Linked DNA regions of Homo sapiens: region 1 is linked to region 2. Evidence: chromatin loops called from intact Hi-C (ENCODE). Cell type or tissue: HCT116. All regions are shown on one strand. Links, peaks and the distances in the headings refer to the core of each region. The heading gives the core; the rest is flanking DNA.

Region 1 (15,210 bases), core at 6,231-11,230, 540 kb after region 2:
AGCCCTGTGGCCTGGCAGGCTAGCCCAGGGCTGTTCTTCTCATGGCGAAAAAGAGGTGGGCAAGAAGGCAAGCCCCATTAAGAAGTGCGTGTCAAGCCTCTGCTCCTGCTACATCCCCCTCAACAGCCCACTGCCCAAAGCAATCTCTCAGCAAAGCCCAAACTCGAGGTGCAGGGAAGGGAACAGTCATGAATGATAACAGCACCCGCCACTGCCCACAACATATGCACATCACAGAGTTTGGTGCTCCAGTTCTCATCACAGCATAAACTTGCTGACCGAGTTTCCGACAGTTGAGACCAGACATCATTGACTTTGCGGGAAGAAAGCCCTGGCTTCTCTCTACTGAAGTGTCGCTCCAGTCTGGCCTCTTGCCAGGACAGAGGAGGTCATCCCTGACGGAACTGTGATCAGCGTCTCTCAGCCTCAGTCCCTGCTGACATATCCTCAGAACCTTGCTATACTGGACCTCACAATGAATAATCAGGCGATGAATAATCAGACCTCTTCTCGCCATGGCCAGAGCCTAACTGGGGAGACAGGTGAGCCTGCCCTCCATGCAGAAACAAAAATAAGCACCAGAGCAAAGGTACAGGCCAAGTGTCCTGAACACTTAAGGATGGGGTGGGCCGGGCGCGGTGGCCCACGCCTGTAATCCCAGCACTTTGGGAGGCCGAGGTAGGTGGATCATCTGAGGTCAGGAGCTCGAGACCAGCCTGACCAACATGGTGAAACCCCAACTCTAATAAAAATACAAAATTACCCGGGCGTGGTGGCACATGCCTGTAATCCCAGCTACTTGGGAGGCTGAGGCAGGAGAATTGCTTGAACCCAGGAGGCAGAGGTTGCAGTGAGCCGAGATCGCGCCATTGTACTCCAGCCTGGGCAACAAGAGCGAAACAACATCTCAAAAAAGAAAGAAAAAAAAAAGGATGGGGTGAGGAAGTTGATGCATGCAAATGGGAAGGAAGGAACATCTGGGCTGGGTTTCAAAGGGTGAGTAGGAGTCTGACAAACAGGAGAGGAAGGACACATCCTGGGGAGAGCAAGAACAAGGCCTGAGCATGGGCAACTTACATGGCTTTTTTTTAAATTATTTTTTGTCTGTTTCAGGATTTGTGTGCAGGGCAGGACCATCTTGCCGGAAGCGTGCTGTTACCATGGCACCCAACACGGCATCTGGTGTTACGTGAACATCCTCCTCTGACTGCGAACAGATGGGTGGATTGTTTTTCCAGAAGGATGAGCTCTATTTCATGATGAAAATCACCCAGGTGTTTTTGCACAAATCATAGGTTTAGTCCCCCAGATGCGTTTTTTACTGAAGTCTCTGGCTGTGTTCCTCACAGCCCAGAGGCCTGATGTGCTCTCTGTCTGCATTCAGCCACCGTCTGGGTGTGGGACTCAGAGTGAGCCTCAGCCCAAGTACCGCCACCCCATGTGGAGTGAGGAGATTGCACTAGACCGGTGGTGTTTCTCAAACTTGGACCACTGGTGTTTCTCAAACTTGGACCACTGGTGTTTCTCAAACTTGGATGGGTGTAAGAATCATCAGGAAAGTTCATAACATGCGGATTCTTGGACTCTACCTCCAGGTATATTTTGATTCTACAGGTCTGGGCTTGAGGCCTGAGTATCTGTGTTTCTAATAAGCTCTTGGGGGATGCTGCTGGCTTAGGGTCACTCTGGACTCAGACCCCAGACCCCTGCTCACCTGGACCTTCTCCAAACCTTGCACTGGAGAGAAGGTTCTTGAACCTCATCCTGGGGCAGGCACCCATTCCCTGAGAATCCCACTCTACCAGACCTCAAAATGAATAATCAGGCAATGAATAAGCAGATCCCCTCCCACCATGGCCCCAGCCTAACTGTGGAGACAGGCAAGCCTGCTCTCCATGCAGGAACAAAAATCAGTGCTAGAACAAAGGCACAGATCGAGCTGTATCTGGCAGGAGTGGTCAGAATGCCAGAGAGAGAGAGCTCAGGCAGCATTCCCAAGGCAGGTGGTAGACCCAGGGCCCCAGGGAGCGTTCAGCCAGTGGCAGGGGTTTGGGTTGAGCTGGTCTGCCCACTGGAATCAAAGTGGGCTGGGACACAGGACCAGAGTCCCAAATACAACCCTCGGGCTCTGCAAGCCTGGCCCATGTCACGTTCACTGCGCCCGCAAGCCATGAGTCCTGCCCTCAACTTGCGCCTGTGATGCTGTCCTCATCCAGTCCCAGAGAGATGATCCACCTCGGGGCCCTGCATAAGCCCTGGCCTCTGACACTCAGCCCCCATCTCCTTTACACTGGAAATGTCTCAGGTGTCAGCCCTCTCCAGGAAGCCTCCCTGACCCCAGTCCCTTGGTCGGTGCTCCCTGACCCCAGTCCCTTGGTCGGTCCATTGCCTAGGATGGAGTGCAGTGGTGCGATCTCATCTCACTGCAACCTCCGCCTCCCAGGTCCAAGCGATCCTCCTGCCTCAGCCTTCCCCGTGGCTGGGGCTGCAGGCAGGCACCACCACGCCCTGCTAATTTGTGTATTTTTAGTAGAGATGGGGTTTCACCATGTTGGCCACGCTGGTCTCAAACTCCTGACCTCAGGTGATCCACCCGCCTCAGCCTCCCAAAGTGTTGGAATTACAGGCGTGAGCCACCGGCCCCGGCATTTGGTCAGTGCTTTGATGCATGTGTCACATCAGCCTTTGTGTCACCGTCGGGGTGGCCCTGGAGGTGCACGGCTCTGCTTTCCCTCCCAGAGTCACCCTCCACAGGAATGCAGTAGCACCTGGGGCCTGGCAGCTCCTGCCCCACCCGGGACCTTGCTAGAGCTCCCCGTGGGCCTGGAGAGGACTTTCTCACAGCTGCACTGCAGCCTGGGGCTCCTCCCACTTAACCCTCCTTCCTTCCTCTTCTCCTCTGGCAAACACAAGCCCTGCGTCACGGTTGGAAGTTGGTCCCCGCCCACCCTGCATCCTCTCCCTGTATCCTGCTTGGGCATTGCGTTTCATCAATCTCTTGCTCATTTCTTCTGTCTTGACGTCTGCCTCCCAGATGACCAAAGTGACACAGGTAACGAAATGAGTCTCTCTAATGAGTTCCCTAAAGTCCTGGGCCTCCGAGGGCTGCAGGCCCTGCCTCCTCTTACTCATCGCTGACTCCAGGCACCTGGCCTAGAGCTTCACAGGGGCTCAATAGCTTCCTGTCCTGCTCAGGCAGAGAGGGGCAGGCAGGGAGGGTCTCACACTCCAGGGAAGGGTGCTGCCTTTGCAGAGTTGAAGTGGAGTGTGTAGGGGGTGGTGGGGGAGTCCTGGGAGACCGTCAGCCACTCCTTGTGCACGTGGGAAAGGGGGACCCGGACAGGACGGGAGGACGCAGGGTGTGAACAGCATCGGACCCCACAAAGCACCCCTGGCGCACAGAGGTAAGGTCTGCTGGCTCAGGTATCACTAAAAGCCACAGAGTGGCTCACCAAGCCCAACAGGGCCCAGACCAGGCGCTCAGCTCTCACTAGGTCCGATCCCCGCCTCGCCTCTGAGCTGTAGCCCTCTGTGCAGGGGGGGCGCACTCCTGCCCATGGCAGACAGACCCCTCCACTGGGACACACGGGGCCACCACAGCCCAGCGCCCTCTTTCTCCTCCAGGCAGGGTGGACTCTCCTGGGTGGAGACTGATATGGTGAGGCTTTGCGCCTCACCCAAATCTCATCTTTTTTTTTTTTCCTTTGAGACTGAGTCTGGCTCTGTCACCCAGGCTGGTGTGATCTCGGCTCACTGCAGCCTCTGCCTCTCGGGTTCAAGCGATTCTCCTGCCACAGCCTCCCACGTAGCTGGGACTACAGGCACGCACCATCACTTCTGGCTAATTTTTGTATTTTTAGTAGAGACAAGGTTTCGCCATGTTGGCCAGGCTGGTCTCGAACTCCTGACCTCAAGTGATCTGCCCACTTCGGCCTCCCAAAGTGCTGGGATTACAGGTGTGAACCACCGCACCCGGCCCCAAATCTCATCTTGAACTGTAATCCCCATAATCTCCACTGAGTCATGGGAGAGACCAAGTGGAGGTCATTGAGTCACGGGGATAGATTTCCCCCAAGCTGTTCTCGTGAGAGTGGCTGAGTTTTCAGGAGATCTGATGGTTTTACAAGGGGCTCTTCCCGCTTCACTCAGCACTTCACCCTCCTGCCACTTTATGAAGAAGGTCCTTGCTTCCTCTTCACCTTCCATCATGATTGTAAGTTTCTTGAGGCCTCCCAGCCATGCTGAACTGTGAGTCAATTCAACCTCTTTTCCTTTATAAATCACCCAGTCTCAGGCAGTTCTTTATAGCAGGGTGAAAACAGACTAATACATAGGCCTACCCCTTGGGCCACGTTACTGTTGCCAAAGATGTGAAGAGGTCCGGGTTACAGGACCATGCCCCTGGGTGGGTGTGTGGGTGGGTGTGTGGGTGGGTGTGTGCACGTGCGTGCCTGCAATGCTCCTGTGACTATGCGTGGCTGTGGTGTACGTGCGTTCGTATGTGACTCCATGGGGTACATCCGCGTGTGTATGTGTTTGTGTATGGCTTGGAAAGGCCCCACCAGAACTGGAATGGAACATGGGGAATCCCCTAGAGGAAACTGGAAGCCTCTGCTTTAAGGGTTATGATATGTTAATTCGCTGCGTTTAATCATTCTACGACGTATACATGGATCGAAGCATCACACGGTGCCCCTTAAATAGACGTAATTATTATTTGTCAATTACAGAAAGAAAGAATTGCCCTAAATTAATTAACAAATGCAGCATTTGCTAGCGAACTAGGAAATAAGGTGGAGAAAACAAGATTTAACCCTTATTTAAATCGAGACATCTTGTATTTTGAAAATGCAATCGAGTATTTTATTTTTAATAGAGATGAGGTTTCACCATGTAGACAGATTTTAAGTGTTCTCACTACAAAAAATAATAAGCATGGGAGGAATGCATATGTTAATTTGCTTGATTGAACCATTCTACAAGGTATGCGTATTTCAAAACATTGTGTTGTACATGATAAACATATCAATTGCTATTTGTCCATTTAAAGTAATATAAATAGCTGGGCACAGTGGCTCACACCTGTAATCCCAACAGTTTGAGAAGCCAAGGCAGGAGGATCACTTGAGCCCAGGAGTTCAAGATCAACCTGGGCAACAAAGTGAGACCCCCATCTCTACAAAAGTCAAAATAAAATTAGCCAGGTGTGGTGGTGAACACCTGTAGTCCCAGCCACTTGGGAGGCTGAGGTGGGTGGATCACTTGAGCCCAGGAGGTAGAGGCTGCAGTGAGCTGTGACTGCGCCACTGTACTCCACCCTGGATGACAGAGTGAGATCCTGTTTCAAAAAAATTTTTTTAATTAAAAATATAAATAGGCCAGCACAGTGGCTCACACCTGTAATCCCAGCATTTTGGGAGGCCAAGGCGGGCAGATCACTTGAGGTTAGGAGTTTGAGACAAGCCTGGCCAATATGGTGAAACCCTGTCTCTGCTGAAAATACAAAAATTAGGCTGGTCGCAGTGGCTCACACCTGTAATCTCAGCACTGTGGGAGGCCAAGGCAGGTGGATCGCCTGAAGTCAACTGTTCCAGACCAGCCTGGCCCACATGGCAAAACCCCTCCTCTACTAAAAATACAAAAATTAGCATGGTATGGTGGCACATGCCTGTAATCCTAGCTATTCAGGAGGCTGAGGCGGGAGAATCGCTTGAACACAGAAAGCAGTTAGCTGGGATTGCACCACTGCACTCCAGCCTGGGCAACAGAGCAAGATTCTGTCTCAAAAAAAAAATTTTACATGTATATACATATATATGTGTGTGTGTGTGTGTGTGTGTGTGTATATATATGAATATTTATAGGCTGGGCACAGTGGCTCACACCTTTAATCCCAGCACTTTGGGAGTCTGACGCAAGTGGATCACCTAAGCTCAGGAGTTTGAAACCAGCCTGGCCAACATGGTGAAACCCCGTCTCTACTAAAAATACAAAAATTAGCTGTGCATGGTGGTGCTTGCCTGTAATCCCAGCTACTTGGGAGGCTGAGGCAGGAGAATTGCTTGAACCCGGGAGGCGAAGATTGCAGTGAGCTGAGATCACACCACTGTACTCCAACCTGGGCAACAGAGCGAGACTCCATCTAAAAAAAAAAATATCTATCTATCTATCTATCTATATATATATATATATAGAGAGAGAGAGAGAGAGAGAGAGAGGCATTTAACAGGAAGAAAAGAACGCAAAATTGTGACCACTATGTTATAAAGGAAAATGTAGTACCCCACCCCCAGGCTGCAGGGGAGGAGGAAGCCCACATGTGCTGGATACCTGGAGATAGGTGGTGATATGGTTTGGATGTGTGTCCCTCCAAATCTCATGTTGGAATGTGATCCCCAGTGTTGGAGGCAGGGCCTGGTGGGAGGTGTTGGATCACGGCAGGCAGACCCCTCACGAGTGGCTTAGCCACATTCGCTTGGTGATGAGTGAGTTTTTGCTCAGTTTACATGAGATCTGGTTGTTTAAGAATCTGGGTTTAAGAGCTCTGGTCGTTTAAGAGTCTGGGGCCTCCCCCTTCTCTCTCTCACTCCTGCCGCCTGTACCTTCCGCCATGATTGGAAGCTTCCGGAGACCTCACTAGAAGCAGAAGGCAGCACCGCACTTCCTATACAGCCTGCAGAACTGTGAGCCAATTAAACCCCTTTTCTTTATCAATTACCCAGTCTCAGGTACTCCTTTATAGCAATGCAAGAACAAACTGGCACAGATGGCACCCAGGGAAATGGGAAGCCAACCCAGGGAATGGGAAGTCAACCTTCCACCCAGGGAAGGGCACATCTCACTAACACAGAAGGCACCTGGCAGGGGTCCAAGAAAGACGGTCCCCAAGTCTCCCATGGCCCCCATGGGAGCACGGGAGGATGTGAGGCCGGGAAATTAGTCAGGGACTGCTAGCAAGATGCAGAGAAAATGCCCTCCACAGAGAACCAGGCACCTCTGGGATAACCAGCATGGAGGGTGGGGGATGGCACATGACAATGTCCCTCCAGGAGACATCTGTGTTGGAGGGGGAACTGGAGCCTCCCCAGGGCCATAAGTTTATACCACCCCCTAGAGCATACCTGCCACGCCAGGTGAGCAAAGGAATGCTCAGAATTGAGCTTAAATGACCAAGTTCATCTGGAATTGGCCAAGATGACATTTTCCATCATCAGTCTGAAAAGGGGCTGGAAATAACGATTAGGTTGGGTCACAGAAAAACACAGTCCTAGCCGGGTACAGTGGCTCATACCTGTAATCCCAGCACTTTGGGAGGCTAAGGTAGGAGGATCCTTTGAGCTCAGGAGTTCAAGACCAGCCTGAGCAATATGGCAAAACCCCGTCTCTACAAAAAATATAAAAAATTAATGAGTCAGGTGTGGTGTCAAGCACCTCTGGTCCCAGCTACTCAAGAGGCTGAGGTGAGAGGACCGCTTGCGCCCTGGAGGTTGAGGCTGCAATGAGCTGTGATCCCACCACTGCACTCCAGCCTGGGCAACAAAGCGAGACCCTGTCTCAAATAAAAGAAAAAAGGGCCAGGCGTGGTGGCTCACACCTGTAATCCCAGCACTTTGGGAGGCCAAGGCATGTGGTTCACTTGAGATCAGCAGTTCAAGACCAGCCTTACCAACATGGTGAAACCTTATCTCTACTAAAAATACAAAAATTAGCTGAGCGTGGTGGTGGGCACCTGTTATCTCCAGCCTGGGCGACAGAGAGACTTGGTTTCAAAAAAAAAAAGAAAGAAAAAAAAAAGGAAAAAAACACAGCCCTGGTTTTGCTTCACTCAAGTACATGGAATAAGAAACGCTTGCCTGCTGGCCAAGTGACCCTCCCACAGCGGTCAGGAAGCTTCTAGAACCCGGTTATGTTGGCTGAAAGCAGAAATGGCCAAGTCAACCTCAGTGTGATATTGAGGGGGCTCCTGGGGCTGGAAGCATGCACCCCAAACTTAGACCCCGGCAAAAGGAGTGGGGAAGATGCCGGTGCCATGAGGGCAGGAAGCTGAGTTTGTTGCTAGGGGCCTGGGAGTGTTCCCGGAGGACGGGAGCCCTGTGAGGGGCATCTGGCGGCTGACACTGATGAATGGCTGTGCCGGGCCAGCCTTACCTGGGCAGCCAAGGCCAAAGCTTGGGGGCAGGAGGAGTGGCAGTGACACGGCTGCAGCTGGATGGAATCCGGGGCCTGAACCCCAGCATCCCCTCCCTGACACCCTACAGCTACCCATAGCCGGGGAGGTGGGGAGGTGCCGGCCCTCGGCCCACAATGCTGATCACATCTGTCTGGTTCTGAGGAGGAAATCCAGGACCTAATGAGAACAAATGGCAGCCTGGATAACTCATCTGTGGTCACAGATGAGATTTCCCCACCCGCTGCACCCCTAATTCAGCAGAGGCCATCTATGGGTTTCCTTGTGTGGCATGAGCGACACCTGGTGGTCACAGATGGGAATTTCGAGTCATGTTCTTCAGGCTGCTTGGGACACCCCACCTGGACCCCATCCCACTCTGGGCAAAGGCAAGACCACCACTGAGCTCAGGGTGCACCTGAGACTTGGCCGCAGCAAGGAGATGTAGATACAAGGATCACGTCAGAAGACGTTTCATTCATTCATTCACGTTCCCAAGCATTTAGTGAGCGCATACCAGGTATCAGGAAGAGATGAACAAAATGGTTTTATGAAGTTTGCATCCTAATGAGGAAAGCAGATAACAAGCATGTAAATATCAGATAATTCCTTACTGTTAAGTGCTGTGAGAATTCACAAGGTTCAGAAATTGAGTCAAAAATCTTTCTCAGTACCCTCAATAAGCTTCATCTCAGGCCGGGCGCAGTGGCTCACGCCTGTAATCCCAACACTTCAGGAGGCCGAGGCGGGGTGATAACTTGAGGTCAGGAGTTTGAGACCAGCCTGGCCGACAGTGAAACCCCGTCTCTACCAAAAAATAGAAAAATTAGCCAAGCGTGGTGGCACATGCCTGTAGTCACAACTACTCGGGAGGCTGAGGTGGGAGAATCATTTGAACCTAGGAGGCAGAGGTTGTAGTGAGCTGAGATCTTGCCACTGCACTCCAGCCTGGGCAACAGAGAGAGACTCTATCAAAAAAAAAAAAAGTGTAAGCCTCATCTTAGCTGAATCCCTGGACACTTACCTTGCCACAGGTCCCAGGCCCCAACCTCAGGAACTTTATATGGACTCTTGCGAAAGTGAGGCAGTGGAGTGACTGGGCAACGGATGTGGAATCAGGAAGACCTTGGGTTCCAATCCTGACTCTGCCACCTCCTAATTTTGTGGCCTTGGGCACATTACCTACCTTGTCTCAGCCTGTTTCCTCAACAGAGAAAAATGGGAATTACAACAGGACCTTATTACAGGACCTACCTCCTAGTTACAAAACTTAATGCCATAACTTACGGTCAGAAAAGTGCTTGGAGCATCTCCAGACCCAGAGAACCACTTGCAGTAAATATTAGCTGCTATTGTTATTGATATTACTATTGTGCCGACACTCCAGACCTTCTCCTCCTCCTCCTCTTCCTCCTCTTCCCCTCCCAACCCCAGAAGCCAGGAGAAAGAGGAAGGACCGCAGCCAGTCCCCCCGACCTCTCCCCTCCTTCTCCAGGGCTCTCCGGCCAAGGCTAAGCCAGCCCTTCAGTGGGGGACAAGATGAGTGCGAAATTGCATGTGAGATGGCAGTTTCAGACTCAACCAGACTGGCCTTTCTATTGCCCAGAATTACCCAAGCTGAGGCTAAGGGACAGGAAGCAGAGATTGGAAAGGGCAGGGCTGACGGGAGTGAGTCACTGGTGGGGAGAAAATGAACCACTTCCTGTGTGTTCCCACAGAGGTCAGGGCCCTCAGCAAACAGCGACAGGCTACAGGCTCGTTCTCCGGGCCTGGAGGAGGCTCGGTGCCCAGCGTCTCCGGAGGACTGGCTCTTCCCTCCGCCTGGGGAGTTTGCGGGCCCCAGACACAATCCCCAGGGAGGGGCTCGGCTCTGGACAGCCTTGGCCTCTTTCCCCAGATTTCCCCAGCACTCACACTCTCGGGAGGCTCAGGGTCTGTACTGAGAAGGGCCCTTGCTCGGCGTGGTGCTCTGCTGTGGCTGTTTTGAAATTCGTAATACTTTTTGGACAAGAGGCCCCACATTTTCATTTTGCACAAATTGTGCAGCCGGTCCTGAATCATTGCTGGCTTTCCAAGGTCACAGCCAGCAAATGGAACTAACTCCAGGGCTCCTGGTCATCTGTGCCCCCACAGATACCTTCTGGGGGTCTCTGAGGTCAGGCGCCCTCACCCTCCTCCTTCCCTGGAACACGGGCGACCACTGCCCACTTTGCCGCTGCGGCACCCTGAGCGCCGTGGCCCGTGCAGACCACCAGAGGAAGGATCCCGGGAGCCAGGACAGGGCAAGGAGGTTACTTGTTGGGGCAGAAACATGGCTACTGGTCCCCTAGGGCAGAGAAGACTGCAGGAAGTGGGGAAACCTGCCAGACAGCCACCCTGGGAGAGGAGGAAGACCTGTCATCCAGTAGCAAAAAATGCAAGTTCCGTGGTGGTCTAGCGGTTACAGGGAGGGAAAAAAATGCAAACACTTAGCGAGCACTGCCAAGGCGACCGGCATGTTCTGAGTTCATTCTCTGCATTTACCCCTTTATCTCCACCGGGTCACTTCCGTTTTACAGAATAGAAAACCAAGGGCCGGGTGCGGTGGCGCACACTTATAATCCCAGCACTTTGGGAGGCCGAGGAGGGCGCATTGTGAGGTAAGGAGTTCGAGACCAGCCTGGCCAACATAGTGAAACCCCGTCTCTACTAAAAATACAAAAATTAGCCAGGCGTGATGGCACACAACTGTAATCCCAGCTACTCAGGAGGCTGAGGCAGGGGAATTGCTCAAACCCGGGAGGTGGAGGTTGTGGTGAGCCAAGATCCTGCCACTGCACTCCAGCCTGGGCAACAGAGAGAGACTCCGTCTCGGGAAAAAAAAAAAAAGAAAACAAGGCACAGGGAGGTAAGGAAGTTGTTCAAGAGCCTACAGAGCTAGTGCCTGGCAGAGCTGGGGTCTACGCCAGGATGCACTTTGCACCCTGCCTGTTCTCCATACGTTAACTCGAATCTGTCCAATAACCGTACAGCACTTATTAGTACTGACCGATCATCTGTGATGTCTTAAGGGTAATGGGTAGAATTGTACTTCCTGGGACCTTAGCTGGGAGAGGCATAACTAGTACTGTATTAGTTGGGGGTTCTCCAGAGAAACAAAACCAGTAGGAGATTTTTTTATATGTAATTAATAAATTATGTATACACACACACACACACACACACACACACACTCTCAGCCCCTCATAGCTGCTTGTTCTGCATCTATGGATTCAATCACCCAGGGATGGAAAATATTTCTTAAAATAACAATACAACAATAAAAAATAAACACCTTAAAAATACAATCTAACAACTATATTTATTGATTTATTTATTTTCGAGACCAAGCGTTGCTCTGTTGCCCAGACTGGAGTACATTGGTGCGATCTCAGCTCATTGCAGCCTCCGCCTCCCAGGTTCAAGTGATCCTCCCACCTCAGCCTCCCAAGTAGCTGGGATTACAGGTGAGCACCACCGTGGCTGGCTCAATTTTTCTTTTTCTTTCTTTTTTTTTTTTTTTAAGACAGGGTATCACTCTGTGATGGCACATGCCTCCACGCTTGGCTAATTATTTTGTATTTTTATTAGAGACAGAGTTTCGCCATGTTGGCCAGGCTGGTCTCAAACTCCTGACCTCAAGTGCTCTGCCTGCCTCGACCTCCCACAGTGCTGGAATTACAGGGGTAAGCCACCACACCCGGCCATTATCTTTTTTTTTTTTTTGTAAATTTTTCTTTAGTGGAGATGGGGTCTCACTATGTTGCCCAGGCTGGTCTGGAACAGCATTTACATTGAATTAGGTATTACAAGTAATCTAGAGATTATCTAAAGTGTACAGAAGGATGTGCGTAGGTTATATGCAAATACTACACCATTTTATATTAGGGACTTGAGCATCCAGGGATTTTGGTACCCATGGGGGATTCTGGAACCAAGTCCCCATAAATACTATGAGACAACTGTAATATATTTATAGTTATTCTATAACATAATATAATACCAAATATATTAATGATATTATATACATACACTGGTAACGGGATTTTTTTTTTTTTGAGACAGAGTTTCATTCTTTGTTGTCCAGGCTAGAGTGCAGTGGCGTGATCTCGGCTCACTGCAACCTCTGCCTCCTGGGTTCAAGCGATTCTGCTGTCTTAGCCTCCGAGTAGCTGGGATTACAGGCACCCGCCACCATGCCCGATTAATTTTTGTATTTATTTATTTTTTTTTTTTTTTTTTAGTAGAGACGGGGCTTCACCATGTTGGCCAGGCTGGTCTTGAACTCCTGATCTCAGGTGATCCGCCCACCTTGGCCTCCCAAAGTGGGAGGCCTGGGATTACAGGTATGAGCCACCACGCCCAGCCGGGTTTTATTTTAATAAATTGGCTCACACAATCTTGGGGGCAGGCCAGTCTGTAGTCTGCAGGGCAGGCTGGCAAGCTAGACACCCAGGCAGGAGCTGGTGCCACAGTCTTGAGTCTAGAGGAAAAATTTCTTCTCCAGGAAGCCTCAGTGTTTGCTCTCAAGGAACAACAAATCAGATGAGGCTCACCCACGTTATTGAGGGCGACGTCCTTTACATAAAGACAAGTGGTTGCGGATATTAACCACGCCTCCCAGGCACCTTCACCACAATGCCTCCATTCATGTGTGATTAAATAATTGATTAGGATCTTAGCCAAGCAGACACACGCAACTCCTCAGCACCGTTCTGTCCAGTACGCTGTGTGCAGAACTCGTGTGTCACTTGCAGGCCGTGCACCTGTCAGCACAAAACTTTCCCAAGCTCTTTCTTTCTCTTGGCTCAGTGGCCAACAACGTTCAAGACAGTGGCTGCTGCGTCAGCCTGGATCCTGGGGTGAGATGATATGGAAGAGAGTCCCCAAACCAGAAATAAGTCTTGGGTGTTAAAAGCCATGAAAAGGGCCGGGCGCGGTGGCTCACATCTGTAATGCCAGCACTTTGGGAGGCCGAGGCCGGCGTATCATTTGAGGTCTGGGCAACATGGTAAAACCCTGTCTCTACTAAAAATACAAAAAAATTAGCCAGGAGTGGTAGAGGGGGGCACCTGAAATCACAGCTACTTGGGAGGCTGGGGCAGGAGAATTGCTCGAACCTGGGAGGTGGAGGTTGTGGTGAGCCAAGATCCCGCCACTGCACTCCAGCCTGGGCAACAGAGCAAGACTCTGTCTCAAAAAAAAAAAAGCCATGAAAGGCAGCTCCCTCCTTCGTCACCACCGGGCTGATCCTTACTCATACCACTCCCATGTGGCACAGAGTGTCACAGTTCAGAGCATGGGCTCAGGGCCACCTGTCTGTCTTTGAATCCTGGCTCTGCCTGTAACTGGCTGTGTGATCCTAAGCAAATTCCTTAACCTCACTGGGCCTCGCTTTTCCTTATCTGTAAAGTGGGAACAATAAGAGTATGTACAATAGCACAATAGGACTAAAATCAAGATCCAAGGAGATAATACACATAAAGTCCTAAGGAGAGTGCCCGGCACAAAGTCGGCTCTCAAAAAATGTTAATTATTATCACTATCATGATCTTCATATGACACGAGATACAAATGACGCAGTGACGTGAAACCTCTCGCTCAAAATCACACGCTCGGTCGGGCCCAGTGGCTCATGCCTGTAATCCCAGCACTTTGGGAGGCTGAGGCAGGCAGATCCCCTGAGGTCAGGAGTTCGAGACCAGCCTGGCCCATATGATGAAACCCCTATCTCTACTAAAAGTACAAAAATTAGCCGGATGTGGTGGTGGCAGGCACCTGTAATCCCAGCTACTTGGGGGTGCTGAGGCAGAAGAATCACTTGAAACCAGGAAACGGGGGTTGCAGTGGGCCAAGATTGTGCCACTCCAGCCTGGGTGATAGAGCAAGGCTCCATCTCCAAATAAATAAATAAATACATATATAATTATATATATTATTTATATATAAATATATATATTATATATATAATTATATATAAATTTATATATAATTATATATAATTATATATAAATTTATATATAATTATATATAATTATATATAAATATATATAAATATATATAAATATATATATATATATATATATGTGGTGATTGGGCCAGAGGGCTCTACCCCACAGGTGGGATTATAAAAGGGTGAGTTCAGCTCCCTTTTGACTCTCTTTGTCCCTCTGCCATGGCAGGTTGCAGCAAGAAGTCCCTTGCCAGATGCTGGTATTGATTGATTGATTGATTGATTGACAGGGTCTCACTCTGTTGTCCAGGCTGGAATGCAGTAATGTGACCGTAGCTCACTGCAGTCTCAAGCTCCTGGGTTTAAACAATCCTCCAGCCTCAGCCTCCTGTAGCTGGGACTACAGGCACACGCTAGCAGGCCTGTTTTGTTTTGTTTTTTTAATTTTTTGTAGAGACTGGGTCTCACTGTGTTGGCTAGGCTGGTCTCGAAACTCCTGGCCTCAAGGAATCCTCTCGCTTCGGCCTCCCAAAGCACTGAGATTATAGGTGGGAATCACTGTGCCCAGCCAGGTGCTGACATTTTAATCTTGGACTTCCCAGCCTCCAGAACTGTGAGGAAATCAATTTCTATTCATTATAAATTCCCCAGCCTCGGGTATCCTGTTGTAGCTGCACAAATGGACTAAGACACTGGCCATGAGCACAACAGCTGCGACCAGCCCCCTTGGCATCTATCTCTAAGTTCATGGATGCCTCTTCATGCCTCTTTCCTTCATGGCTGAAGCAGACATTTGTTGAGGGGCTTCTGCCGGGGACAGTGGAGTGCCTCTGAGCTGTTCCTGTCCCCTGCCTGTCCCCACGCCAGGTTAGCCATGCACTAATGCATGTGTCTTCTAAAGGGACTGAACACAGATCTGGCACTTAAAAGAGATTCAAGGATTTTGCATGTTACAGATGAGGAAACTGAGGCTCTGTTTCTGACATGGGGCTTTGAGAGGGCTGAAGGGGTAAGCATCCACTCTTTGAGGTTTTGTGTTTTTTTTGGTTTTTTTTTGTTTTATGTTTTTTGT
Region 2 (15,210 bases), core at 5,907-10,906:
CAGTTCATAAATAGAGCAATTTGTAGTACTGTCCAACATATAAAAAATAAACAGTTAATTCAAGTACAGGTCAAATTGATACGTTTATACAAACAGGTGCCCAAAAAGAATATCAGTTCAACATACAGAAAGCAAAAAGCAATAAGCTAAAATCCCCTTGAATAACAAAACAAATGAGATACTCACATGTATTAAATATTTCTTCATTAATTTGTCAAATGGCATGCTGTATGAAATTTTGTTTATAACTTCCTTTAGAAATAATAACCAGTGTCTAAATTTAAAAATAATTAAAGCCAATGCTCTAATTTTAAACAGGATTAATAATAACATCAAGAAAAAGTAACATTTTAGTCATACAGTGAATTTATTAGAGCCAAAATTAAAGGATGAACTGGCCAAGCACCATGGCTTCTGCCTGTAATCCCAGCCACTTTGGGAGGCCACAGCAGGCATATCACTTGAGGTCAGGAGTTCAAGATCAACCTGGCCAACATAGTGAAACCCCATCTCTACTAAAATTATGAAAAAAAAAATTGGCCAGGCATGGTGGCACATATCTGTAGTCCCAGCTACTCAGGAGACTGAGGCACAAGAATTGCTTGAACCTGGGAGGCAGATGTGGCAGTAAGCCGAGACCGCACCACTGCATTCCAGCCTGGGTGACAGCAAGACTCTACTTCAAAAAAAAAAATGAAAGAATGAACTATGGCGTTCTCCATTTTATCATACACTCGCCTTTGCCTAAGTCTTTTTAGGTTCTCTCTCTCTCTGCTTCCCAGCCCCCTGCTTATACCCTTCTCATCCACCTGTGTTTGCTGAGAGCAGGGCTATATTTCCCTCTTTCTCCAGAGCCTGGTAGGATGCCTCACCTGTGCTAGTCACTCAGTAAGTGGCAGTTAAATGATTTGTTTTCAAGGCCCTCTCTGCCACAAAAGTGGGAACTCCTTGAGGAGAAGGACAAATTCTTAGTTATCCTTGTATACCCAATGCCTAGAACAGTACCTGACACATAATATTCCATTGTGTAACTGCAAAATGAAAGAACTTCATCTTCAATTTATAGTATCCAGCTTGGGAGTTTATAATATTTTATAATGTAGGTCACTAGCAGAAAGCTGGTTTCCTAAAAATACGTCTAATTTCTTAAATGAAAGCTGGCTGCCCAGTATCACACCCTTAGATAACATATTTCTGGATGTAAGTATCCCGCCACTATGTTGATTTTTTCCTTCATTTTACTGGTTCACTCATTCATACCTTTTAATTGCAGAGATTAAAGCAGGTTGCTGAGACCAGTCAACCAAGGCACTGTCACCAAAAGTGTCACTTGGCAGGATGGTCACCAGAAGTATCACTTGGCAGGATGCAAATGCCATGAAGGCTAGCATCATGCAAGAGACCTTGTGAAAGCTCTGTTTTCAATCAGCCCCTGAAGGAACACAACATTGGGTAATGGCTATGAGCAAAGATTATGTGTTTTACAAAATTCCTGCTGGGATCTATGAAATTTTTCACGCAAAGTTCCAGAAAGTGCTGAATAGGTTGTGAACGAAGCAGGAAAGAGGAGCCAGTGTGCAAGGACTTCTTTCACCCCACGCATCATTAGTGCAGAGCAGTAGCCCTTGTCTCTGTTATTTGTTTGTTTTCCTACCTAGTAAGGGAGAGACAGAGCAATTCTGGGTGAAAGGATAATCTCTGCCCTTTCCTCTAGCATTCTTGATCCCATTGGCAACCAATTCTCTGTGCCTCATCCACTCTAGTTTATTCAATCTTGTCTACAAAGAGTTTAAAACTAAAAAAGGATATTTTCTGCTTGTTTGAGTAAAAAAGTAGACTGCTTACATTACAAATGTACTGTTCACATTTATCTTATAAAATAGAAACTCCTCGATTCAATTAACTTCCTAAATTCATTTTGTGTATATGGATGTATACACGCACATGTTTAAGTCTCCTGTATATATGGGTATGTTCCTACATGGACATTGTGCATGCTTTCTCCAGCATTCAAAAAGTCTGATGGTCAAATATTATTTTCCCCTAAACATCCCCTCGTGTCAAACACATCCAAAAACTAGGAGGTTGGTTTATTCTCGTTTAGTGCCCTGGTCTGGATGATAAAACTAAGTGTTTTCAGTATGATGTTTCACTTAATCCACAAAACGATCTATAGAATAACTAACCAAAGCTCAAGTAGATTAACGAACTGGCCCACAGTTGGAGAGAGAGAGAAGATTTAAACAAGGTCTGTCCGACCAGAGTGCCTGTTCTTGACAATCATATGCCAAGCCAGTCCATTGGAGAGGAAAAAAATAACCCAGGGAGGATCCCTCAGACACAACGAGTAACTCCACAGAAAGAAACACATTTGTTACTTAAGGGTAAATCTAGGGCTATTTATATTGTCTGGGCTATCTGAAAAGCTTTCCCACAGATACAGATAGACGGTTTTTAAAGCCAAGAGTCCAGTGTAATATACACATCCAAATTCTATGCCAAGGGCGGATCAGAGAGATGGTAATGGAGTTCACATTTTGAATGCATAGGATTTTAAATGAGAACAAAAATCACGTGGATTAACCACTTAACTTGTTCTAGAGTTTGTTTAGAAAATTAAGCACAACAGACGAGGAGCGGTGGCTCACGCCTGTAATCCCAGCACTTTGGGAGGCCAAGGCAGGTGGATCACTTGAGGTCAGGAGTTTGAGACCAGCCTGAGCAATATGGCGAAACCCTGTCTCCACTAAAAATACAAAAATTAGCTGGGCATAGTGAGGTATGCCTGTAATCCCACCTACTCAGGAGGCTGATGCAGAAGAATCACTTGAACCTGGGAGGCAGAGGTTGCAGTGAGCTGAGAACATGCCACTGCACTATAGCCTGGGCGACAAAGCAAGACTCTCTCAAAAAAAAAAAAAAAAAAGAAAGAAAGAAAAGAAAAGAAAATTAAGCACAACAGAACTACACTGAAGCAGTAAATAACTAAGTACAATCAAGATGACTAGTGTCCATTAATTCTCTTGCAGAATTCACTACCTGCTACTACTGTGTCAGCTCTATTGCTAAAGTGAGCTTTCCTTATAACCATATCTGATAACACTACCTCCTGCTCAAAATCCTTCTAGATCTACATGTTACTCCAGCATGGGGTAAACCCAAAAGCTTTCAAAGGCAACAAACAGATAAAACAGTCTAGCATGAAACTAAAGACAGGCAGAGATTTTGGGGGAGCTAGAGAGAGCACAGAGATCTGTAAAAGCATATACATTCAAATTTTGTGGCATACTATATTCAGAATAAATACAAAAACCGGTGGTCAGCCCACAGCCTGTTTGCATGCAACTTGGGCACTTCAGTGTTTAAAATCTGTGCTCCTTTGTGCAGTGATAAGGCTCTGAATCTTCTGGACACATTGGGTCTAAGTTTTACCCCCAGTTACTCTTACTCTCCACCTCACACTTCAACTCCTATAATACCAGAGTACTCATACAGCCACCAATATGCCACACTTAGTTCTTGTGAAAAGCATTCCAAGATTAAGGAAAGTGTTTTTTGTTTTTGTTTTTGTTTTTTTTTTTGGTTTTTTTTTACAAATGAGGAAGTCTGAGTAGACCAGTGTTGGACTAGATCCTCTTTAAAAATAAGAAAACCAAGGCTTTCCAAAGTCACAAAGCCTGCCTCAGGTAGGACATCGTCAGAACCCACACCCTCTGGCAACTGTTAGTTCAGTTCTGAAAATTCACTTGTTTTTGTTCAGAATCTTTCTGAACACAGGCAGTTCCTTTTCTACACAAGTTTCATTTGAATATTTTCACTTACTTAATACAAACATTAAGACCTCAATCTTACGATATACATTACAGAGCACAAAATTAACATTACATTATTTTAAACTTCATGCCTTTGAAAATGCTCCAAAATAGCTTTTACATTCTTGTCCAACCAAAACACATCTGTTAAACTACCAATTACAGTAGCATTTAAAAGCCTCCCATATTGTACTACTGGACAGTACTGGACCATTTACCAAGGCTGCAGTTGTTCAAGCTCTGAAGTAATTGACTTCAGTCATGCAAAAAGACTGATAAGAATCAACTGGCTTTCAGCCCAGAGAAGCTTTCCAAACCAGTTTGGAAGTATTTAATGATTTTAAACATGTCAAAACTTTTTACTGAATATTCTTTCACAACAAAAATAATGTCAAGCCTAAGGGCAGACTAACAAGTTGTTTAGATGACAAAAGAAGTCAACAGTCACTATTAATAATAATACTGCAGATTCTCTGTTCTGAGAGTAAATTAACTTGTTTATCAACCATGGCAGAAAATAATAAAACATACAAAAAAGAGGTAAATTATTACAAATCAGTGATAACAATGACAAAGCCATACACCGGAAGAAATCTACTGTTTGCAGCTATTAATATAAGTTATTTAAATATACACAGAAACATATATAGGCACACCTTGTCTTACTGCACTTAGCTTTCTTGTGCTTCACAGATATTATGTTTTTCAAATTGAGGGCTTTAATTTGTAAAATTACAAATTTTGGAGGTTTGTGGCAGCCCATGTCCAGCAAGTCTATTGATGCCATTTTTCCAATAGCATCAGCTCACTTCACGTCTCTGTGCAGGCATTTTTTAGAAAATGTTTAATTAAGGTATGTACTCTTGTTAGCCATAATGCTATTGCTCACTTAACAGACTACAAAATAGCATAAACACAACTTTTATATGCACTGGGAAACCACAAAATTTGTGTGATTCACTTTATTGCAATGGTCTGGACCCTAACCTGCAATATCTCCAAGGTATGCCTGTATATGGAATAAATAAATATATATATAATATAAATAAATATATATATTATATATATATATATATATATATATATATATATATATATATATATGTAAGATATTTCAAATCCCTGTAATGCAGCTTGGAAACAGAGTACCCCAGTATCCAGTCAGACGCACAGTGCCCTCACTCTTTCAGAAGAGCACACAAGTGAGCAACCAGCATGGAAATAGACTATTCTCTTAGGTAGTAACTACTGTACCATTTTACATCAAAAAGCTGATAGGATACTGAGTCTCCATATCTTATTGTATTTGTGCTCTCTTTACTCTTTACTCAGATATCTAGATATTACCTGTCATCTTTCTCATAGGTGCAAATAAACTTTTATTTACCAAAGTCATTAAGCTGCTAAATAATCCCTCTTTCGGTTAGAACAAAAAGACCTGTTTTTCATGGTATTTATGAGTCAGCATCACAAATCAAACAAAAAACACCATCAAATAGTCAAAACGTTCAAATAACCTTAAATGAGCAATAATAACTAACAATTCTCCAAAATTCATTTCCCACCATTTGAAAGAAGCAACCATTCATCACTTTAATGATGTAAATGGGTAAAATGAAATGAAATTACAAAATTTTAAATTACAGGAATCTTAGAGATCTTCTAATAAGTAAGCTCATAAGAAACAGAAGTATAGGTCAGGCATGGTGACTCACACCTGTAATCCCAACACTTTGGGAGGCTAAGGCGGGCAGATCACCTGAGGTCAGGAGTTCAAGACCAGCCTGATCAACACGGAGAAACCCTGTTTCTACTAAAAATACAAAATTAGCTGGGTGTGGTGGCATGCAGCTGTAATCCCAGCTACTGGGAAGGCTGAGGCAGGAGAATCACTTGAACCCGGGAGGCAGAGGTTGCAGTGAGCCGAGATAGCACCACTGCACTCCAGAGTGAAACTCTGTCTCAAAAAAAGAAAGAAAGAAAGAAACAGAGGAATAGAAATGTTTCATCTAATTCATAATAAGCCAAAGTTTGCATAATTAAATCTGTATCAATCAGAAGCTATCACATTTATATAAGTGCAAAATAATCTTTACATTCCACATAGCTATAATGCAATCTACTGTTGAGTGTAGAATAAAGTTTATATTAACTAATAGACTCAAAAATATTGCAACTTAAACACATTGGTTTCCATTTTTAAGCTACACAAATAACTAAGGGAAAACTGCAATCAAGAAGAAAAACAACTTTTTGATTTAAACACCTCAAAAATGGCCCAGATGAAAAAAAGCAACAACAAAACTGAACTACTTGAAATTCTCTGCCTTTCACAATGCACATTCTTATTTCACTTGGGAAATTTAATTGTGCTTTGTGTATGACCTTTAAAGCATTGTTGTCACAGCTTGATAACATTCAAATAATTTCAATAAAACACCTACCACAGATGGGAAGTCATAAAATCATAATAGAAATACTCAAACTTTATAATAGTATTTAGGAGAACTTTATTTTCTAAAACTTGGTCTTTGCCTCTTCAGAAATAAACATTGTGCTTCCGAGTGAATTTCTTGGGCAGACACAATAAAAACTACTGAAGTACCTCCTCCATTACTCTCTGAATAGCCAAGCTTCACCATCCTTTATAACAGATATCATTCATTCTCCAGTCTTCATTAAAGCCTTTCCTAAGAATCTCAATTAGATTTTATATATATCCTCCACATATCCTACTGAGTGCAGGATACTGAGCCACATGAAGCTTTCTCAAGTTCTTTTTGCATTTATTTTCCGCATATTATTTTCTGTGACATTGCTCTATCTGTGAGTCACATAAAAGCTAAACCTCAGAAACCAGATTGAGTTCCATGAGGACAGGATCCAGTTTTGTGCTTCTTTTATATCTCCCACAATAGCTAGCTCAAGGTACATATTCAGCAGGTGTTCTTACCTCCTAATCGACAGATGCAGTAAAGACAGCTACACACATACGTAAGAACATGATATAAACTCCTAGCAAACGCCATGCACTGGTCTTCAAATCCAGATAGTTAAATAGTGATAACATTTAATAACTAGGCATTTATACAAATGCCATTTGTGCTCATTTTGGCCAAGATTCAGATGTTAACAGTTTAAGTATTTGAAAAATTAAGGGGTAATTCATACATTCTAATACTAGTAGATACAAAATTATTACACATCAGTAGCATTATCTCCATAATAAAAAAAAAAAATAAGGCTCAGAGAAGTAATGTAACTGCCCAAAGTGCAAGTAAGAAGTAAATCTGGAAGTCAAACTTGGGTCTTCCCATCCAGTGAACTACGGCTGGCTCAGTATATTGTGGCCACAGCCTCTTCAAGACTCACCTGGGCCATGAGTGGTCTTGTTATTTTCCCCCAGCAAACCATAAAATTATGAAGTCCTATGGGTTCCATACATGGAATAGTTTGGCAAGTACCATTTGACTCTACAGATGCTCTCTCTCAAAAAGTCTTTGAATAAAATATATTACCCAGTGGTGACACTGCCATTTTCAAGGCCCCATAATGCTCTTGTCACACAGTAAACAGGAAAATTGTAATTGTTTAAACTTCCAAGTTATCAGTTACCTTTCCATTCTGATCCTGCCTCCATGATATTATGCTCAACTCATCTTGATTGGAATTCTGTGTATTCCCCCAAATCTTGTCATGTGATTATTCTAGAAGACCTCTTGAATGCTCGTGTAAGTGGCTGACATCATCAAGTATGGATTTTAGTAAGTGAAGCGTGATCTGTATATTTTTCAGACTCACAATGACAGCTCCCTATGTATCTTCTAAATCCATCAGGACACATTACGGAGCTGAGGGCTATGAGGCTGCGGATGGCAGCAGGGACCCACGCAGAGGCAGTATTAGATGACTACTCATCTCGAACTGGCACTGGCTGCTGTCCCTTCCCTTCTCATCATCACTGTCCTGTCCTGACACTGGAGTTCGGCCAGCTGAGGCAGACCTACACGAGACTGGGTAGAGATAAGCTCCATAAGCAATTCCTCTGGCCGTAAGAATGGCTTTGAAAACTGAGGTTGAAGCTCCTTTATAAAGCTCTGTTGCATAATAGATTCCTCATCTCATGTGTTAACATGAAGGCAAACACAACCATAAAATGTTTTTGCCTGTGTATATATTTTTAATTACGCCATAAGAATCCATGAACCCACCAACTACAAAATAAAACTGGACCTTAATTATGACACATATATTTCTAGGTAACCCCCACTCCCATCCTTTGGTCTGCCACCATCTGAGGTAACCACTATCCAGAATCCTGTACTTTACTTTTTATAGTTTTATGTTTATCTATTTTTGTGTAATACAAATACTGTGTATATTTTTATGTATTTATAAGTACATACGTTCTTTTCATTGTTTCTAAGTTGATAAAATGGGTAAAGGCTGTATGTAACCTTCAGGGACTTACTTTTTCACTTGTTATAAAAATTCATCCATTCGAAGTTGGGGGCACTCTCAGAATGGTGGAGTGAAGATCTGTGGAAACGCTCCCATGCATAAAAACAATGAAAATGCTGCCACAATTTTCAAAATCAACTTTTTTGAAAATTCTGAAAATTAACCAAAGCTGTACAACAATCTAAAGCATTATCTTAGGAAAGCTGCTGAATCTTGGCTAGAAAGGCTTGGTTCATGGCATTTTAACTTGGTCTACTCCATCCCTCTCTCCTAAGCTCCATTCACAGTAGGCTAAGAACCAGCAGCCTCCCTAACAATGTGAAAATGTGTAGTCCTGTAGCCACCAGAGGGAGCAGACCCAGTTCAGACTTCCCCAAAAGCGCCCTCTCTGGAGCACTGTCACTGTCTGACCTGCTTCACAGCTCTCAGGGAAGCCCCATTCACAAGGCATTATCATTACTTGATGTCATGCAGAGCTCACCAAGCAGGAGAAGCCCTCTACCCTAGGGCATTTGTCAAAAACAATCAGCTGCAATTGATTAACACCACAGCTATTAAGTCGGCCATACCAGTTGGGCAGCCAAGAGTCCAGCCAAAAATTTAAATGGGAGACCTGTGAAATGAGATGTCCACAGTGGGTATCTGGAACTCCACACACATGTACCGGGCCATATACAAGCCGAGGAAAGAGCCATACACAACACATATACAGAGCCCCTCACAGAAGGATGGGAGACTTAGTAAAAGGGATTTGTGTCCAATCATCAACTGACCACTAATCAAACCCAACAGAGATTTCAGTGTCCCCACACAATGAAGAAAATAAACTTTATGAGATTAGTCCAGAGAAGTCACTATACGAAGTAACAGCAGCCTTATCAACAGGATGATACTCTGGGGGGATAACAAATTTGAACTTCCAAAGTTTACACATTAAATAATTTAAAATTTATAGTGTTTAACCAAAATATGAAGCATGCAAAGATATAGGAATGTACAGACCATACACAGGAAAAGGAGTCAATAGAAGCTGTCCCTGATGAAGCCTAGATGTTGAACTTAAGACGTAAACTTTAAAGGAAACCATCATGCTCATACTTTCCTTTAATTCTTTAACTCTCACAAAATAAAAAATGTCAAGAAAGAGACAGACATCACAAAAAGGAACAAAATTAAAACTCTGGAATTGAAAGGTATGATAACTGAAAGGAAATATTCATGTAAGGAGTCCACAGCTGACAAAAATGAGCAGAAAAAAGACCCAGCAAATTCAAAGATACATTGAGATTATGTGGTCTGAGGAAAAGAATAAATTATGAAAAAAAAATGAAAAGAATCTCTGGCACCTCTGGGACATCCCCAAGTGCATGAAGTTACACATAACTGGGGTCCTAAAAGAAGAGAGAAAGAATAACTGAAGAGATAATACTGCTGGTTTCTGTTGCAACATGTAAAGAGCTCGGAAGTCCCACTCTCCCAACATGAAAAATAGTGGAAAACTTGAACATGGACAATTCTTAGATACACCAGAGAACTGAGGTCTCAGGGCAAATAGTTGCACTGAAAACTGGAGACACAAAATCACAGCTTACTAGGAGGAGCGCTACTAGAGGAAATAACTGTAGGAACACTTAAGTGGTAACTCACTATTTGCTGGAGGCTGAGTATAAACTAGCTTGAGGAAAAAAAAAAAAAAAAACTACTGGGGGCTCAGTCTTAGGGGACCCATACACTTTCATAAGTTTTACCCCCAGAAGTCCCACTATGTTCTCCTGGTGAAGACTGGAGGTTAAAAAAATAAATAAATAAAAATAAAAATAAAATAATAAATAAATCATGTGCTCAGCAAGGGCAAGGGGAAAAGTAAGCATGCCAAAATGCATCTGGGGAAAAGTATTTTGAAATATGCCCGGAGCCTTCTGTTCTATATAATAAAGGCCTTCTCCCAAGGGAAACTACTTTGTCAGAACTTTATGTGACCTAGGGGAAGGTGATTATACAACTCAGTCCCCTCTAGCATCCCTGTCTCACAGAAGAGGAGAAAAAAAAATGCTAAGAAACTCTTCTGAAGGTCACAGCCCAGGGACTCAGGCCTACTAAACAAATCTGAGGTTTATCACAAGATTATAGAATGTTTCCTCTCCGCAACACCTTATCACTACATCAACAGGGCTCTAATAGAACAACAGTGGATTACAACTAAAATAGCTGCAAGGTACAGACTCTACTTAAGGCGGTATTTCTAGGGAAGCCCAAAGAAAATAAAGGAGAAAAAAGCAAGGATACTACGGGAAACTAAAGCCTGTGAAACCTACAGTTACAGAAAAACCTACAGCTACAGAAAACCTACAGTTACAGAAAACGTTAAACCTACAGTTATAGAAAACGTTAAACCTACAAGCCAGATAAACAAAACCTCACACTGAAGACCTATTTACTACTTCAGTTCCTGCTACTCAGTACATCATGCCTGGCTTTCCACAAAAAATTACAAGGCATGCTGAAAGGCAAGAAAACACACAATCTGAAGGGGCAAAGCAAGCATCAGAATCAGACTCATATATGGCAGAGATTATGTAATTATCAAACCAGAAATTCATAACTATGATTAATATGCCAAAAGCTCTAATGGAAAAAAGTGTAAAACATGCAAGAAGAGGTGGGTAATGTAAGCAGAGATAAAAACCCTAAGAACAAATTTTTAAAAACCGCAAAAACACTACAACAGAAATGATAGCCAAAAATGTCTAGTTTGATGAGAAACATTAAATTACATATCCAAGAAGTTCAATGAACTCCAAATAGGGTAACTCAAAGAGTCAAACACACATTAAGACAAAATGTTCAAAGACAGAATCTGTAAAACAACAGAAAAAATGACTTGCATATTACAGGGAATCCTCTATAAGATTAACAGCTGACTTCTTGTTAGAAACCATAAAGACCAGAAGGCACTGATGTGACATATTCAAAGCGCTGGGGGGGGGAAAGAAAAGACTACGAACCAAAAATTATATATCCAGCAAAACTATCCTTCAAAAACGAAAATTAAAATATTCCCATATAAAGAAAAAATGAGAGAATTTGTCACCAGCAGAATTGCTCTACAAGAAACACTAAAGGATTACTTCCAGCTGAAGTAATTCAAATCCATATGAAAAAAATTTGAAAGTACCAATAAAGGCAATTAAATAGGTAAATATAAAATACAATATAATTGTTTTTGAGAACGCTTTTCTCCTATTTGTTTTAAAAGGCAACTGTATAAAGCAATAATTATAAAACTTTGTTGATAGGCTTATAACATATAAATACATAATTTATAAGGCAAAAAAAGCATGCAAGTGAGAAAAAATTCTGTGTATGTTTGAAATTATGCCAGGATTAACCTGAACTGAATTTTAAGTTATTTGTTATGATCCCCAGGATAACCACTAAGAAAGTAACTCAAAATATATACTAAAAGAAACAACAAGAATGATGCATTTAAGAAAAGAATCCATTTAACACAAAAGAAAGCAGTCATGGAGGAATGAAGGAACAAAAAATATATAACATTTATAGAAAACATATAATGAAAAGGTATACTTAAATCTTAATAATTACATTAAATATAAATAAATATAAATGAATTAGACCATCTAATCAAAAGGTGCAGATTAACAGTATAGACTGAGAAAAATAAACTTGACAACCATATGCTGTCTGGAAGAGATTCACATTAGATACAAAGATACAGATCAGTTGAAAACAAAAGGATGGGAAAAGATATATCATGAAAACAGTAATCAGAGGACAGCTATATTAATATCAGACAAAATGAATTTAAAGACAAAAATTGTTACTAGAAAGAAAAGGAAATTTTATAATAAGAGGGTAATTCAGCAGGTAAAGATAACAATTTATAAATATGTATGCAGTAACAGGGGTCCAAAATACATAAAACTAAAACTGACAAAATTAAAGAGAAACAATAGTTGAACATTTCAATTTTCAATAATGAATAGAACAAGTAGACAGAAGATCAACAAAAATACAGAAGACTTATAACACTGCCAATCAACTTACCTTAACACACATCTAAAGCACACTCCACACAACAGCAGCAAAATAATCATTCTTTTCAAGCTGCCATAGAACCCAAGATAAGTCATATGCTGGACCACAAAGAAAGCATTAGCAGATTTAAAAGGATTAAAATCGTATAAAGTATATTTACCAACAATAATGCAGTTATTTCTAAATACGGGTCAAAGAAAAATTTTTTTAAAATTACAAGGGGGAATGAGCAAGTATTTTAATCTGAATAATAGAAATACAACTCATGTCCAAGTGTATGAGATGCAGCTAACACAAGACTTAGAAAAAAACGTATAGTGTTAACATTCCTATATTAAAGAAAAAAATCTCAAATCAATAATCTAAGAATTCACCTTTAAAATGTAGAAAACAGAAGACTAAACCATATCAAGGGAAAACAGAATGAAGAAAATAAAGATGACAGGAGAAATTAAAGAAATGTAAAACAGAAAAACAACAGAGGAAAAATTAAAAGGTGGTTCTTTAAAAACAAAATTGGCAAACCCTTGGCAAAGAGAGAGAGAAAGAAAACCACAAAAATCAGGAATGAAAGAGAGATGATTACCACTGACCCCTCACAGATTAGAAAGACAAAGAAATATTAACAACTTTACGCCAACAAATTCAACAACTTAAATAGACAAATTCCTAAAAAGTCACGAATGACCAAAACTGACTAAAGAAGGAATAGAAAATCTCAATACATCTACAGCAAGTACAAAAATTAAATGAGCTTTTAAAATATGTTCCCACAAAGAAAAGTCCAGGCTCAGATTCCTTCACTGGGGAATTTCATCAAACACTGAAGGAGGAAATAATATTAATACTCCACAAATTCTTCCGAGAAGTATAAGAAGTAGATTTAAGAATATTACTCACATCTCATTCTAGAATATTCCCACTCATTATGGGATGCAATAACACCCTGATAGCAAAGCGAGACAAATTATTACCAGAAAGGAAAACTACAAACCAGTATCTCTCACAAACACAGATGCAAAAATCCTCAATAAAATATTAGTGAACCAAATTCAACAACATATAAAAAAAGATGATAAGCCATCTTTTTTAATTACCCCAGAAATGTGAGGTTTTAACAGCTAAAAATCAATTAAAGTAATGCATCATATTAATACAGAATAAAAACCAAATGAACATCTCAACAGGTACAGAGAAAACATTTGACAAAATCCAATGTGCATTCAAGATAAAAAGTCTCAGCAACCTTAGAATAGAACCTGGTAACATGTGCAAAAAACCTACAGTGAATATAATACATATTGGTGAAAGACCAAATTCTTTTCCTCTAAGACAGGGTAAAAGGCACAGATGTCCACTCTCATCTCCTCTATTCAGCACAGCACTGGAAGCTCTAACCACCCAAGAAAAACAAATAAAAGACATTCGGTTTGTAAAGAAAGTGGTAAAACTGTCTTTGTTTGAAGATGACATGATCCTGTATATAGAAAACCCCAAAGAGTCCACAAAAAAACTATTAGAACTAATTTTTAAAAAGCACATCTAGTTCACAGGATATAATACAAGATCAATATATAAAAATCAATTATATTTCTATAAGCAATAAACAATCTGGAAGTAAAATTAAGAGACACATTCACAATAGCATTAAAAAAGTACATACAAATAAAGGTAACATAAGAACAAGACTTGTACTGTAAAAATTATAAAGCTTTGAAGAAAATTCAAGTTTTTTTAAATGATGAGACATTCAATATTTATGGATCGAAAGACTCAATATTGTTAAAATGGCAATTCTCCCCAAATTGATCTATACATTCAAAATAATCCCTATCAAATTCCAGGAGGCTTATTCCCACAGAAATTGATAAGCAGGTCCTAAAATGCAAATGAAAATGCAAAACATTTAGAATAATCAAAACAATTTTGAAAAAAAACTGGAGGTCTTTTCTAAATTTCAAATCTTATATAAAGGTACAGTGATCAAAGCATTATAGTACTAATAAAAATCATTGATCAATGGCACATAATTACGAATCCAGCAATAAATTCTTATATTTATTATCCACTGATTTTTAACAAACATGCCAAGGCAATACACTAGGGAATAGATAATACGTTCACCAAATAAAACCAGAACAATTGGATATCCACATGCAAAAAGATGATCTTAGACCCTACACAAAGTTAACTCAAAATGAGGGTCGGGGGAGAAGTAGAGGAGAGACTGACTCCATGTGTTTGGGAGAAAAGGAGGAGAACAATATCTCTGTCTGGTAATCCAGAGAGTTCTTCTGGATCTTATCCAAGACTACCAAGACAGTACCTATAGAAGTCTGCAAGAACCAGTGTTACTGGCCTTAGGGTGCCCCCTAATGCAGATATGGCTTACCCAACTCCTTTTGAATATCTGGAAAGCCTTCCCAAGAAGGATGGGTACAAATAAGCCCAAATGATGAACACTATAATAAATGCCTAACTCTTTAAAGCTCAGATACTGACAAACATCCACAAGCATCAAGACCATCCGGGAAAACACGACCTCACAAACTGAACTAAATAAGACAACAGTGAACAATCCTTAAGAAACAGATATACATGACCTTTCAAGAACTCAAAATAGCTGTTTTGAAGAAACTCAAATTCAAGAAAACACAGAGAAAAAATTCAGAATACTATCAGATAAATTTAACAGAGATTGAAATAATTAAAAAGAATCAAGCAGAAATTCTGGAGTTGAAAAATGTAACTGAAGTACTGAAGAATGCAACAGAATCACATTCATTTTAACTTGTAGCCCATTCATTTTAACTGCTACGTAGTATTCTGATCTGCGAATAATCCAGTTTTATCTACTCTTTCCCGATATTCCCTTGAG

The links. A loop is a pair of places that touch in the nucleus more often than their neighbours do. Peaks named below come from ENCODE experiments on the same cell type or tissue, not always from the same donor. Only the 100,000 strongest peaks of a DNase experiment are listed, where the experiment ranks them.
Region 1: it touches region 2 in a loop (6-fold over the local background); 2 of 110 quality-filtered maps call a loop at or near these places.

The regions. Positions count from the first base shown.
Region 1 is chr7:2,858,466-2,873,675 of GRCh38, reverse strand. No RefSeq gene overlaps it. Among named protein-coding and RNA genes, the nearest start is that of GNA12, 22 kb to the right of the region's middle. RefSeq lists enhancers at 1,401-2,052, 9,838-9,967, 10,616-11,262 and silencers at 2,859-3,078, 4,026-4,230, 8,981-9,060. In HCT116, for the core only: a CTCF peak has its summit at 8,467 (motif pointing left); DNase peaks (open chromatin) are centred at 8,505 and 9,825; H3K4me3 peaks cover 1,883 bases; H3K27ac peaks cover 1,811 bases.
Region 2 is chr7:3,393,531-3,408,740 of GRCh38, reverse strand. All of the region lies in intron 1 of SDK1 (sidekick cell adhesion molecule 1), which reads right to left. It overlaps LOC124901577 (a long non-coding RNA gene), which reads right to left and starts at 9,954. Exons shown (of 2, transcript XR_007060196.1): 1 at 1-9,954. RefSeq lists an enhancer at 8,436-9,185. In HCT116, for the core only: a CTCF peak has its summit at 8,634 (motif pointing right); a DNase peak (open chromatin) is centred at 8,660; H3K27me3 peaks cover 439 bases.